Linked DNA regions of Homo sapiens: region 2 is linked to region 1. A link is a contact called in ENCODE Hi-C data. All regions are on one chromosome and are shown on one strand. Each heading gives the region's core, a stretch centred on a gene start or an enhancer-like site at or near the end of the contact. The rest is flanking DNA. Distances are from core to core; before and after follow the strand shown.

Region 1 (4,557 bases), core at 197-2,696:
AATATTTAATGCCTGGCCTTTAATAAGAAAAGTTTGCTGACCCCTGATCCATAGCAAAACAAAAAAAGTAAATCACAGCCCAGGCAACATGGTGAGACCCCATCTCTAAAAATCATTAAAAAATTTTGCCAGGCATGGTAGTGGGAGCCTGTAGTCCCAGCTATTTGGGAGGCTGAGGCAGGAGAATCGCTTGAGCCCAGGAGGTCAAGGCTGTAATGAGCTATGATTATGCCACTGCCCTCCACCCTGATAAAGCAAGATTCTGTCTCTAAAGGAATGAATGAATGAATAAAATGACAAGTATATTGCATCAGTCAGAGCCCAACCAGAGAAAGAGAACTAGTGAGAGATATATATTAAGAGGTTTATTCCAAGGAACTGGCTTGTGTGTGATTGTGGAGGCTGGCTAGGCATGTCTGAAATCCATAGGGGAGACTGTCAGGAAGGGCAGGCTGGAACCATCAGTCCTAAGCTGAAGCTTGGTTCACAGGTGGGATCTCTTCTTCTCCAGGGAATCCTTGGCTATGCCTTTCAATTGCCTTTCTAATGCCTTTCAACCAATTGAATGAAGTCCATTCAGATTATCTAGGCTAATCTTCTTTACTTAAATCCAATTGATTACAGGCTTTAATCACACCTACAAAATACCTTCACAGAAACACCTAGTGTTTAACTGATTAACTGATCTAGCCACGCTGACATGTAAAACTAGCAAATGTATCCACATATATATCCACAAAGATAAATCTCATATATCCACAAAGATAAATCTCATAAATGTAATGCTGAACAACAATTAAAGTTGCAAAATCATACATAAGATAAGGTAACACTTATATAAAGGTTTAAAATGGGCAAAAAATTTAACAAAGTTTATGAATATATGGATATATAAAAACATGTAAAGGAATGATAAAGTTACTTTATGTTACTGAGTGCCACTGGGAAGGAAGGAAAGGAGTGAAATTGGGAGTAGTTTTACTGTATCTATAATATTCTGTTTGTTTGTTTGTTTGTTTGTTTTTAAAGGCAAGAGACTCCAAAGTAAATCAGGCATACAAAAATCTTATAAAACCTGGCCCTGATATTGTAATTGCTTATTGTATTATTGTTAATACTTGGGTGCGTGTGTGCAATCTTGCACAATCATTATTTTTTAAAAAGCATCATGATTAACCCCCTTTGCACAAGCCTAAAAAGTGGTGTTTATACTGGGTGGTCAACTTTGATTCAGAACTACACTGGATAGGACCAGACAGTAGAGGCTTCTTTTTTGTTTTCTAAATGCTAAACAACACTTTGGTGGATGCTCTGGGTTTTCTTTCATGGTCCAGTGTTTCAGGGAATGAACCTCACCTCCTGGGAGTTGAGCCTGGAAAATCACAGCATTCATCATGCTCCAGCCTGTGCCCAGTGGAGAGCACAGAGCAGGGTGAGTCATTCTTACTTGAGCCCCGACCTTGGCTGACCTTCGTAGTGCCAAGGTCTGGAGCCAAATGAAACTCCTGACTTAAGGAGCTAGAGATAAAGAGGCGGGTGGCTGGTCACATGGTACGTGGCCGCTGATGGAATGTGACTTGTCAGACCCCCCCCAGGGGGCTTTCAGTAGGGCCTGCATTTGTATTTATTATACCAAGAGACATAATGCTGAGAGTTCTTCCTGAAGAACGTCAGACTTCTGATTTAAGAAGTGGTTGTATACAGATCCAAAGGTTGTAATCTGCAACATGCCTGCAGAAATTTATCAACTGACATTTTTGTATGGCATGCCAACGTAAGTCTTTTTGCAAAAATTAAACTCTTTTAGGATTAAAAAGAACACATGCTATTTGTAAAAATTTGGAATATGTGAAAAGCTAGAGAGAAGAAAACAAACCTCTGAAGCTCACTACCCAACATTATCAGTGATTATCTTTTAGCCTTTTTTTCCCGGTGTCATACTTTTTTCTGTAGTTAATGTACCCTTTCAACAATGGTTATTGAGCACCCAGCAAGTACCAGGCTTTATTCTCGGTGCTAGAGATATGGAAATGTACAAAACAGCCAAGGTCCCTGCTCTTGGGGAGCTAATAAGAAAGAAGGGTAGACTAACCATTGAAAATCAGTATATAAATATACAAGATACATTTAGATACAAAATGGTATTATGGAAAAAATGATACCTAATAATACCGAAGACTTATAATGTGCTATTCTAAGCCTTTCACTCATGTGTATCAATACATTGAATAAAACTGATGTCTGTGTGTGTGTGTGTGTGTGTGTGTGTGTGTGTGTGTGTGTGTGTGTGTGTGTGTTAGAGGGAAGGTTAGGCTATTACAGGAAATCTTTCAATGCAATGATCAGGAATGTCCTATTGAAGAAGACAACGTAGGAACGAAGGTTTACTTAAAGGGAAAAAGATGGCCATGGAAGACCCAGATTGAGAGCCTTCCCAGCAAAGGGAACAGCAAGTTTAAATACCTTGAGCATAAAATAGTTTGGCATGTTCATGAAACAGAAAAAAGTATGTCTGGGACTTCAAGGAACAAAAGGCAGAAAGGTCTGCAATGAAACCAAAGATTGTCCTTTTTGGGTTCTCCAGGGAACTCTTGAGAGCAGCAGAAAAAGGCATTTTTTTTTTCCAGTGGTTTCATTCTCTTCTTATCCCACCCACTACTTTCACACTCTCATTTCTGTATGAGGAAAGGGCTGAGCTTTTGTTGCAGCTGCTACTCTTGGAACAGTTGAGACCATTAACTCACATCTCCTGCACCTGACATGCCAGCATCCTACAGGCAGAATTTAAAGCTTCGGGGTCCTCTTTGCTAAAATGCTACCCACACTTAAGTCCACACAAAGTTGAAGGCAGCTTTGCAATTGAGTTTTACCAACAATCTTAGGACCCACATTATTAATTGCTACACAGCAACCACTCCTCACTCAGCACTTCTTCCTCAGCTGAGAGGCTTCCCTCTACTGTAAAGGCTAATGATGCCAAATATTTTTTTCTCCTCCCTTGCTTCCAGATGACCAAACTCAGAGTTGTGTCTTGGCCCTTAGATTTGCTACCTAAAGCCCACAGCGTGGCTGTCTCAGTTTCCTGACTATCATTCCCTACAATCTGGATTTTGCAGCTTGAATGTTAATAGGGTAATTCATTGCAGCCCTTTGTTCTCTCTATTGCCTGTAAAATGGTGGTCATAAGCCTCAATACACATAATCTTTAAAACAACTCAATAAGGCAGGACCATTCATGTCCCCACTTTACAGACTAATAAACTAAGGCACAAAAAATTATGTACTAGAGGTCATGTAGCTGGAAAGTGGAGGAGCTAGCGTTGGAATCCAGGCAGAGGCTTCTAACCACTATGCCGCACACAGAGAAATTATTTAAAAGACATTTTAAAATTGTTTTTAATGAACACACAGTAATTATACACATTTATGCGGTACAGTGTGATATTTTGATACCTGTATACAATGTGTAATGTAGAAAGACATTTATGCAACCCCCTTTGGTTGAATATTGTCCAGGAACAGATTATTGGTTTGTTTGTAAGTCTAGAAATCAATTAACTCAATTAGCAAACAATGATGAACCATCTACAGTGTGTGCTGGGCTAAACCGTGGGATACAAAGTTGGGCAACATGACATTGAAGATGATGATAACTGGTGTGCTGAGAGCTTACTGTGCAACAGCCCCTGACCCAGGTGCTATGGATATAATGGGGAGCATCATAGTCCAGGTGAATTTCATCACAGACCTCAATCTTGTAGGAGAGAATCAACCGTGAACCAAGCGCTATAATGGGAATTGTTTAGAGTTGTGCGGTCCAGTCCGGGCATCACCAGCCACATGGGACTATTTAAAAGCAATTAAAATTAAATAATACTTACACATCAGTCCCTCGGTCACATTAACCACATTTCAAGTGCACATGTGGCTCGTGGCTACCTATAAATAGCACAGATTATGGAACAATATTCTTGCTGAACGTTCTGTTGGATGGCACTGGTTTAGAGTGTTTGGAAGCACAGAGAGACATTTCTCATTTAAACTTGGAGGTGAGGAGAGGTGTCAAGAAAGGGATCCTGAACAAAGTAATGTTTAAGCTGACACGTGAAGAATGACTAGTTTTAATCCTTACTAGAGTTCTGTGAAATATTTTGTATCTCTACTTAATGAATGAGAAAATGGTCTCCAGGAAGTTGAGAAACTTGCCTGAAGTTGCAAGAAAAGGGTGAGAGAGAATATTTGATTCCCAAATCCATGCTTGAAACACTAACAGTCACTAAAGCAACCATGGACAAAAGAGATCTCTTTTGAAAGAAACAGGTAGCAACTTCACAAATAATTGTTTGAAGACTTTGTGCTGTATTTTAAAGCACTCTGTTAAGTATTAATGTAATATGAAGTTTCCAAAAACAATTTAAAAAACACAGGGCTTCTCACCACATGGAGTCTGCCATTTCACGGAGAGATAGACAGGTGTCTATGAAATGTTGGCAGAACAAGTGAATTCTAAGTGCTATAGGAATTACAGGAGGTGGTAATGTCTTCCTGTGAAGACTT
Region 2 (4,545 bases), core at 1,255-3,754, 260 kb after region 1:
ACCATGAGCTCTGCCACGATACCTGCTGCCGCCTTGGAGAAGGGACAGTGGCGGAGGATGCTACCTGAAGAGCTGGGATAGTGCAAGAACATAGCCACCTCCAGAGACACTGCCCTGAAATGGAAGAAAGATAAATGAGAGCAGAAAGCCAGCAGCTTCTGTCCTCCTGCCACCTTCTCATCCAACTCCTGCAATGCCTTGACTGACAGGACCTAGTCAAGAGGCCTATGGGATATCGTTTGCAACTCTGGGCCCCAGCATTGCAAAGTAGAGTTGAGATAGGATAAAAACAACCACAACACATGGAGCAAAAGCTAGATAGACACAGGATCTTTTTTAAAAGAGAGAGAGAGGAAAGGGTCAAAGCTTTACAAAGGTAGTGTGAGTGCAAGAACAGGAATCAATTTAGGCTTTTATAGAAGTAATCATGGAACCAATTTATTCTCATGCCATTGTAATAGTACTATGTAAAGTAGCCATAAATTTTTTAATGATCTGTGCAATTAGAGACTCCAGTATTTACCAATAAGTCTGTCTGACAATCAGTAATGCATTCCCTGGTACTGTGCTGGTTGTAAATACTCATAGAAATGTCTTAGCTAATTCTAGACACATGGGATAGATCTTTAGTTTGAGAATTCCTCAAAGAGGCTTGTAAGCTTGAGGAACCCAAGTGAGACTCCCTCTGATAAGGCAGGTGACACAGTTTGGGAGCAGATAGCCATCACCCATGCCCTTACAAAACATTTCTGCTTTATTACCAATACATCATTTGTGAACCCACCACCCCTGCAACATCTTATCTGAATCTTTCTTAGTCTGGAGCAAACACAGAATGAGGGGAAAATGTGGTCACATTCTTTCATTCTTAGTAAAGAAAGGATTTAGTCACCTTTTCCCAAGTGTCAAGAAATGAAGTCATCAAGCAAATGATACCACATGTTTAGAGAAGCAAAAACCTTCCTTATTCTTCAGTCTCTTGAAAGAAGGATATTCCATTTTAAAAATCAAAACCATTATAGCATTACCAGTGAACCTGAGTGGTGTCACATCTCTCTCCAGTTGTGGCTGAGGCACATGCTGAAAAAGTTGGAACCTGGCTGCGAGTGATGGCTCATGCCTCTAATCCCAGCACTGTGGGAGGTGAGGCAGGAAGATCTCTTGAGCCCAGGAGTTCGAGACCAACCTGGGCAGCTTAGCAAGACCTCATTTCTACAACAACAACAGCAACAACAACAAAAAACACATCTGAGCATGGTGGCACGTGCCTGTAGTCCCAGCTACTTGGGAGGCTAAGATGGGAGGATTGCTTGAATCCAGGAGTTCCAGGTTTCAGTGAGCTGTGATCATGCCACTGCACTCCAGCCTGGGCAACAGAGGCGAGACCTTGCCTCAAAAAAAAAAAGGAACCTGCAGAAGTTTTATAATATGCCTGTTAGTTTAGTTTTTCCTCCCCACCCCCAGAAAAAAAAAAAATAGAAGAAAAAACATGGATTTACATCACATTAGTCTGCACCTGGATTTTGCCAGATGTCTTTTTTCCTTTTTGACAAATTATAGAATTACTTCTGAAGTGATTAGCTTTTCAAATGATCCCTCATATATTTCTGCCAGGGCAGGAAATTGAAGTGAATTTTTCAGATATCTGACATTATATGAAGAATAATTTAGGATTCAGCATTAATTCAAAGAACATTCACATTTTTTGAGGAATTCATGTGAGATAATATTTCTGGGTACTTTTTGTGTGTTACTAAGATTTTTAAATCGATTTAGTTTATGGATAAATCATATTGCCAAAAAAAGTGGGAAAACTGTTGGCCAATTTTTGAATATTTTAACTGACAAAAAAAAAAAGACTTCTTTATCCATTCTTTGCCTCTTAATTCTGGAACTAAAACACTACATCTTTATTTCCCTTGACTTAAAACACTAGTGCTATGTCTCTGGAAGAATGGTTTGCTGGTAGTGGATGTACCTTTGTAGACACTCTTCAATTCTCTGCCCTCCTTCGTGGAGCCTCTAGAGAAATGCTTCTCAGTGTGACTAGCTCCTACATCAGGGTACCTACCTCTAGAAATGGAGCCCTGAAGTCTGCATTTTGGCAAGCTCCTTAAGAAATTCTTACCCACACTAGGATATAAAAGTTCTTTGGAAATAAACTCTTCTCCCCTCTCTGTTCTTTCTGAGTAGTGAAACAGCACCTGTCTGTGGTTCAGCTGAGACACAGCTGGACTCTCTGAAGAAATTAAGAGGACATAACATGTAATGCCAGAAATATAAAACCATAGCAAAGTGGATATGTTTTCAGATTCTAGTAAGGAGAACAGGACCTCAGTTCCTTTCTCATACTTCAGACATGCCTGGACAGGCCCTAAGCAAAAGTGACTTTTTGCCTTAAAGGTGTTAAAAGAAAAAGTTCAGCTGAATTAAATTGAAAGGAGTTTACTTGAGCAGTGAACAATATGTGAATCGGGCAGCCCCCAGAATCATATAGCAGATTCAGAGAGACTCCAGCGCCGACACGTGGTGGAAGAAGATTTATGGACGGCAAAAGGAAAGTGGCGTGCAGAAAACCGAAGTGAGGCACAGAAACTACTGGCTTGGTCAGAGCTCGGCGTTTGCCTTATTTGAACACGGTCCGAACAGTTGGCTACATCTGATTGGCCAAGACTCAGTGGTTGGCACAAATGTAAACTATGGTTGGTTTACACTTCCGCTTGTTGTATAGTTATCGATGTACAGAAAAACCTTTAGGCCAAACTTAAATATGTAAGGAGGCAGCTTTAGGCTAAACTTCATTTAACAAAGGTATTTTAGGTTAGCAACACCTCTGGGAAATGCTTCAGCCAGCCCCAAACCTGCTTCCCAGTGTGGTTCCTCTGACCTGAAGCCAACATACATTTCTGCCCAGCAGCTATTCGTGACCTCCCTGAGTCTACAGAGATCCTTGGTTCTGTAGTCAAGCAGGGTAATTCTCTTTCAGATTCCTTGGCCTCCACTGACTCCCCCTCTTTGCTTAAAGGTCAGTTTGGTCCTTCTGAGCCTTGAGAGTCCCCCTCTCCACCCTGACCATTTCACTCTGCTGTTTGCTTTGTCCACGTGACAGTTGCACTCTTGGGTGAAGCTGGCCTTATGCAAATTTCGTCTCACCCTAGAGAGCCCCTGGCCAGCAGCCTCACACAGGGCAGCACCCTTCCCAGGAGCTTGTCCATACCCATTCAGCTGCCTTCCCTGCCATGGCCTCTCTTCGAGACGTTTCCCTTTGGCCCAACCACTGTATTTCCATTTGCCTTCTGAGCCTAGCTCTTGTGTTGTGTACAAAGTAGTGTTCCCTGTGTGGGCCTGGGATCTGTAACAGGTGAACTTCCAGGTTCATGTTACCAGTTCTGGCCATGTCTCCTCCACCCAGAGGTCCTCTAGCTGGGGGGTCTGCAAGAATCCCAAGATTCATTTTTGTTTCTCTGATATGCTTCAAACATACAGGAAGAGTAACAAACAATTTCTTCCAAGGCAAGTAGAAAGTTGGTCCCGACATCCTCTGTTTAATCCTTCTGTTACCTGTGGAGTCATCACCACAGTAGTGAGCCTTATCTCCTGTAATTTAAATGACTTGTTGATTTGGGAGGGAAGGAATTTCACTGGGGAAGTCCACTAACATAAACCTGCTGCTGAGGACTCATTCACTTCACAGCACCAAGCTGGCCCAGCCTCCCCACAGACAGACCAAACGCCTCTACCACAACCTGCCTTTGCATTTAGTTCATGATAGTTATGGGTGCAGGAGAATTAGGTAAGTGTAAGGAGGGAACTAGGAGACAATGTTAAACTCTCCATTCAGAATAATATTAATCTAAAATGGAATCATTTAATAACCTGTTTTCAAGGATAAAGTAATAAAGGTGACATGTGTAATGAAGTAATGGAGCTCATTATTTTTCCAGCCAGCCCTATTAAAAATTAGTGTGTGGAAGGTCACAAATAACTTAAAAATGACCAGATTTGTTTTCAAAATGAAGGATTTGGCTATAATGCAAATTTCATCCTGAAGGCTACATGGGGAAAAAAATAATGGTAGAGTTTCTCTGTCTTTTCTTTCATTGCTTCTCATCACACTGGAAGAATGGTTCAGACTAAGCACTTTGTCTGGGAGAAGATTTTTTGTCTTTTATTTATGTATGAGTGCATTTCAGTTGGTGTCCTCCTAATTCCAACCACCCTCACCTGCTGCTTTCTGTGTGGTCACTGAGTTGTGACAGGAGAGAGGCCAGGTATTCGAAGGCCAGGTCAAAGCTCATTTAGGGAACCGGTCGAGCCTTCGCCTTTTCCCTGTTCACCCTCCTGCCTTTCCAACCTAAGTGGTAAAACTCATCCTGAAAGAATCACGGAGCTTTGGAGATGAGAGGGAACTTTGGCCATCATGTCATCCAGCCCTTTTATTTATTAAAAAAGGTATTGATTGATTTTAAAATTTATAAATTATTTTTGTAACAAAACTCTATGCCCAGAGTTTAACAAATAGTCGTGTAACATGTGTTAAGAAAA

What was found. A loop is a pair of places that touch in the nucleus more often than their neighbours do. Pooled maps may share reads with other maps.
Region 2: a loop to region 1 is called in a map of GM12878, with 2.8 times the contacts of the local background. The contact joins two enhancer-like sites. A Hi-C loop is called at or near these places in 5 of 168 maps with a recorded cell type or tissue (GM12878, OCI-LY7, PC-3 and 2 more), 7 of 37 single-sample maps with no recorded cell type and 10 of 50 pooled maps.

Annotation. Positions count from the first base shown.
Region 1 is chr9:68,688,770-68,693,326 of GRCh38, forward strand. No RefSeq gene overlaps it. Among named protein-coding and RNA genes, the nearest start is that of PIP5K1B, 14 kb to the right of the region's middle. Within about 2 kb of position 1,447, at least 4 of the 41 ENCODE cell types and tissues checked have a DNase peak (open chromatin) inside an H3K27ac peak, as active enhancers do.
Region 2 is chr9:68,947,252-68,951,796 of GRCh38, forward strand. The region is part of intron 14 of PIP5K1B (phosphatidylinositol-4-phosphate 5-kinase type 1 beta); the gene reads left to right. Among named protein-coding and RNA genes, the nearest start is that of PRKACG, 65 kb to the right of the region's middle. RefSeq lists enhancers at 1-162, 2,592-3,211, 3,212-3,831. Within about 2 kb of position 2,505, at least 3 of the 41 ENCODE cell types and tissues checked have a DNase peak (open chromatin) inside an H3K27ac peak, as active enhancers do.